2 separate regions of the Homo sapiens genome follow, and region 2 is linked to region 1. A link is a loop called in an ENCODE intact Hi-C map of the cell type or tissue named here. Cell type or tissue: gastrocnemius medialis. All regions are shown on one strand.

What was found. A loop is a pair of places that touch in the nucleus more often than their neighbours do. Peaks named below come from ENCODE experiments on the same cell type or tissue, not always from the same donor. Only the 100,000 strongest peaks of a DNase experiment are listed, where the experiment ranks them.
Region 2: a loop joins it to region 1, with 3 times the contacts of the local background. A loop is called at or near these places in 2 of 110 quality-filtered maps.

The regions. Positions count from the first base shown.
Region 1 is chr1:9,241,554-9,244,053 of GRCh38, reverse strand. All of the region lies in intron 1 of H6PD (hexose-6-phosphate dehydrogenase/glucose 1-dehydrogenase), which reads right to left. LOC124903836 (a long non-coding RNA gene) reads left to right here and starts at 1,336. Exons shown (of 2, transcript XR_007065455.1): 1 at 1,336-1,498; 2 at 1,781-2,091. In gastrocnemius medialis, no CTCF peak of the experiment used is centred here; DNase peaks (open chromatin) are centred at 914, 1,343 and 1,923; H3K4me3 peaks cover 1,389 bases; H3K27ac peaks cover 2,500 bases.
Region 2 is chr1:9,554,430-9,556,929 of GRCh38, reverse strand. The region is part of intron 2 of SLC25A33 (solute carrier family 25 member 33); the gene reads right to left. Among named protein-coding and RNA genes, the nearest start is that of SLC25A33, 16 kb to the right of the region's middle. RefSeq lists a silencer at 1,313-1,513. In gastrocnemius medialis, no CTCF peak of the experiment used is centred here; DNase peaks (open chromatin) are centred at 749, 1,359 and 1,689; H3K4me3 peaks cover 848 bases; H3K27ac peaks cover 2,500 bases.

The sequences.
Region 1 (2,500 bases):
CTCCCATTCTGCAAATGGAAAAGCTGAGGCTCAGGTCAATGAAGGTCCCAGGGTAAGAAAGCAGGGGAGCTGGGACTGACTGTGCAGCCACTGCATGACATGCCCAATGACCTCTCCAGCACCGCTATAGAGGGGACCAAATCTGCCTCTTGACCCTGACGTCAGACCCCCCCTCCCACCGCCCCCGCCTCTTCCTCATCTCTCTCAAAATTCATGTCCAAGAGGGTCCTAGTGAGTGACCAACCCAAGGTGAGGACCAACAACAGTGTCTGGGCCAGTGGCTACAACCTCTCCCAGGTAAGCAAACCACCTGGGCTAGTGTTCAGCCTAAACTGAGGCACTCACATGCATGAGAAGTAGAGGCCTAAGGTGGGTCACAAACACACCAAGTATTTGTTTGTTCTGCCCTTCTGTTCTAACCAAGGTTGTAGGGCTTCCTGCACTGAATTCTTCCTCCACAGCTCTCTGGCTCTCTAGCTTCCAACCAAGGCCAGTGTTGGAGGGAAAGGAAGAAGGAAGTGAGGGGGAAAGTCATCACGGCCGGCATGCCCATGGGAACTAGTCAGAAATCCACGGTGGAAATGGGGCTCAGCCTGCAGGTGGGAGCAGTGACGAAGGAACTGAATGGCTGATTTAGCGCCTATTATATGTCAGGCATTTACCAGGTAAAGGATTAACAAAATCTTTAACAACTTTAGGAAGCCATAATCTGGTAATACAAATGGAGAAGTTGAGGTTTAAAGAGATAACTTACAAAAGTCCCCACAGAACCAGCCCAATGACCTCTCCACCATCCCTATACAGAGGGCACCAATCTGCCTCTTGACCCTGACGTCAGACCCCCTCCTCCCACCACCCCCTCTGCCTCTTCCTCATCTCTCTCAAGATCCATCTCCAAGAGGGTCCTAGTGAGGGACCAACCCAAGGTGAGGACCCAACCACAGTGTCTGAGCCAGTGTCTACAGGACACACGACGCGTCCATCACTGGAGCTTTAACTAGAGGATCAGGGCCACACGGGTGGCTCCCCAGCCTTCCTCTCCCACTCTCCCTGTATCTGCCCTCACCCCTAAATACACACACGGACCACAGGACCATTCTGCTTTTTCCTCCTGCTTTCCAGTCCCTGTCCTTGGCCCTTCAAGCGTTTTTTCCTCAACCGGCAATCGCTCGTCTGGAGAGAAGGAGAAGCTGCAAGGTCAGTGCAGGAGAGAGGCAGCAAGAAATCTGAAGCCCAGAGAACAGCCTGGAGAAGGAGGAGCCGCCAGCTGGCAGGCTGCGCTTCAGAGCTGCTGATCGGATCCTGGTAGCCAGGGCTCTGGACGTGCCTGGTACAAAGGGAGGAGCTAAGCCTCCAGAGTCCTGGCATGGGCAGGTGGGGGAGCCCCAAGGGCCAGCACCTCTGCCCCCACCCCAGAAGACTGCAGACAGCTGTGACGGATGGCCACCTGGCCTGAACTGACTCCTGGCCCTCTCTTTAATCCTGTTCTGACTCTGAGGTTTGCCACAGTCCTCCCTGACCAGTCCTGTTGTGGGTCCCCGGTTCTGAGGTTGGCCTCCCTTATCTGTTATGTTGCCAGCACTCCTTTAAACAAATCCAAGATATTGGGTATTACAACATGATTGCTTACTCTGTGGTTGCAAAACAACTAAAAAACAACTCTTTCCTAAATGGGTGGGGGTAGTATGTGTGGGTATTTTTTTTTTTATGTTTTTTTAACCTTTACAGTGTTTCTCAAACTTTAATGAGCATTTGAATTTCCTGGGGATCTTTTTAAAAGGACATTCTGATGCAGAAGGAAGAGGACCTGAAGTGCTGACAGCTGGTCCAAGAGCACACTTTGAGTAGTGAGACTCCGGAATACTGAGCAGCGAGCACCAGAGCAGCAGTTCTCATCAAAGGAGGGCATCAGAACAAACACGCGGTCCTCGCCTCCTGCTCCCTTTCTCAAGACAGAGACATTCTGATCCAGTAGGTGTAGGGTGGGTCCTAACACAGGTGTTTCGAAACAGTCTCAAATGGTTTCATGCGCCCATCCCCTTGTAAAAACTGGTTGTTCCTGAATCCAATAATAATACCTATGTTAACCAAGTAGTCGGCGTGTGCCAGATGACTTAAACGCACCTTTCCAATCATTCCTCACAACAGTCTTGTGGAGGAGGTTCTGTGAGGAGTCTCATTCTACAGACGAGGAAACTGGGAGGTGAAGGAAACTGTCAAGCCACAAAGCCTGGACCCTCAGTCACGATGCTAAACAGCTTCCTTTGTCAAGCAGAAGAAGGAAGCATTGGGGTCCAAGGACCTGGGCTCAAGACCACTGCCTAACTTCGTGATCTAATTAAGTCAGCTAATTAGGCCAGGCACAGTGGCTCATGCCTATAATCCCGGCACTCTGGGAGGCCAAGGCAGGAGGATCACTTGAGCCCAGGACTTCCAGACCAGCCTGGGCAACACAGCGAGACCCCCATCTCTACAAAAAATATTTAAAAACTAGCTGGGC
Region 2 (2,500 bases), 310 kb before region 1:
TTAAAGTATTCATATATAAGTGATGGCTCATTATTGTGTAGCTGTGGCTGTATTAACCAATGAAGCCGGTGGGACTGTAATGAAAATAGTTTGTCTTTTGTGTGGTGTGGAAGTTGTTCCTGTATTAAAACATGGAGTGGCCTTTTTCCTTTGATTTAAATTTTACTAAACAATTGCCCTAATTGAGGGGAGGGAACAGATACACACAGACACACAGACACACACACAGACACACACACACACACACAGACACAGACACACACACAATCTCTTATGGGGGGGGCTGGATTTACTGGAGATTAGAAAGCCATAAGAATCCAAAATGTTCTAAAATCAGAAACTTTTTGAGTGACAACATGATGCTGAAAGAAATGCCCATTGGAGCATTTTGTATTTCTGGACTGGGGATGCTGAACTGGTATGATGAAGCAAATATTCCAAAATCCGAAATCTGCATTGCTTCTGGTCCCAAGCATTTCAGATAAGGGACACTCAACCCACATATCCTGTAAAACCTAAAATGGAGAAACATTCCCATTTACCTTCCAGGTTGGCCCTATTGACACCCACACTTTTGGGTAACAGTTCCCCAGTTACAGTAAATCCAAATTCACTAGTCATGATTATTTGGCAAGAGGAAATTCATTTTGAATGTTACTGAAGTAACATTACCTGTCTTCAGTTTCCTTATGTCCAAAGCACTGCATGTTCCTTAGAAGAAAGGTGTCACCCGGGACACTGGCACCGCCTAAGCATGTGAAAAGGCAAAGCAGGAGGAGTGTTCTCACAGTCCCATCTTGATGGGGGCCATGGACTCGGATCTGTCCTGAGAGCAAAGTGTCCCTCCACATCTCTGTGCTTCTGTCCCTCCTGTACCCACCCCCAACTTTCCTGCCCAGTGTCTCCACTCCTTTTCTTAGCATTTAATTTAAAAACCTGATTCTCACCCAGACACAGTGGCTCATGCCCATAATCCCAGTACTTCGGGAGGCCAAGGCAGGCAGATCTCCTGAGGTCAGGAGTTCAAGGCCAGCCTGGCCAACATGGTAAAACTCTGTCTCTACCAAAAATACAAAAATTAGCCAGGCATCGTGGTGCATGCCTGTGATCCCAGCTACTCGGGAAGCTGAGGCAGAAGAATCGCTTGAACCGAGGAGGCAGAGGTCTCAGTGAGCAGAGATCGTACCACTGCACTCCAGCTTGGGTGACAGAGTGAGAATCTGTCTCAAAAAAGAAAACAAACAAACAAACAAAAACCCCAATTTCTCCTGGAGTCTTGGACACCAATCTCCCTGTTCCCTCGCTGGGCTTCTGATGCTCTCACTTGTCCCTGGCATCTGGTCTTGCTGTTCAGTTTCGCTCAGTAAGCTCAGATGTACCTTTGCACACATTTGGCATGAATGCCCCAGTGACTCATAGTTGGGTTTTACAAATAAAACATACCTAAAAATAAACTAAGCACTCTCCAACTCATCCTGCCTTATCTAAATTGTGCCTAAAAGTGCTAAATGTGGCTGGGTGCGGTGGCTCACGCCTGTAATCCCAACACTTTGGGAGGTCAAGGTGGGCGGATCACGAGGTCAGGAAATCGAGACCATCCTGGCTAACATGGTGAAACCCCGTCTCTACTAAAAATACAAAAAAATTAGCTGGGTGTGATGGCGGGCACCTGCAGTCCCAGCTACTCAGGAGGCTGAGGCAGGAGAATGGCGTGAACCCAGGAGGCGGAGCTTGCAGTAAGTGGAGATCGCACCACTGCACTCCAGCCTGGGCGACAGAGTGAGACTCCATCTCAAAAAAAAAAAAAAAAAAAAAAAAAGTGCTAAATGCGTTGTTTTTAAAACAGAGCATCTCCATTTTATTACTTCTTTTTCTAACATTTCCCAAATAAATCTCTACACTGATAGCTTTCTTGATGAATGTCTTTCTTGAACATACTCTTGCCCAAGAATCAGTTTCAAAGATTTGAATATCATGCTCAGTTAAATTCAACTATTAATTATAGAGCATCTCAAAGTACAAGGTCCTGAGCTAAAAATCAGATATTCAATCAGTTCTCTTCTGAATTTGATTTTACCTTATGCATAGACTGATAAGCCAAATTTGACTTAAGAATATTTGGCTACTTTATAAGCAAATGAATTATTTTTTCTACAGTAAAAATAATAAAATGGGCAGGTAGCTCAGGTATAAAACAAATTTTAAAGCCCATTTTATTAAACATAACTTTTCTACACATTTAAAAATATTTCCCAATAAAAAGCAAAAAAAAAGCTGGTGTGGTGGCTCACGCCTGTAATCCCAGCACTTTGGGAGGCTGAGGCAGGCGGATCACCTGAGGTTGGGAGTTTGGGACCAGCCTGGCCAACATGGAGAAACTCCATCTCTATGAAAAATACAAAATTAGCCGGGCATGGTGGCGCATGTCTGTAATCCCAGCTACTCAGGAGGCTGAGGCAGGAGAATCGCTTGAATCCAGGAGGCAGAGGTTGCGGTGAGC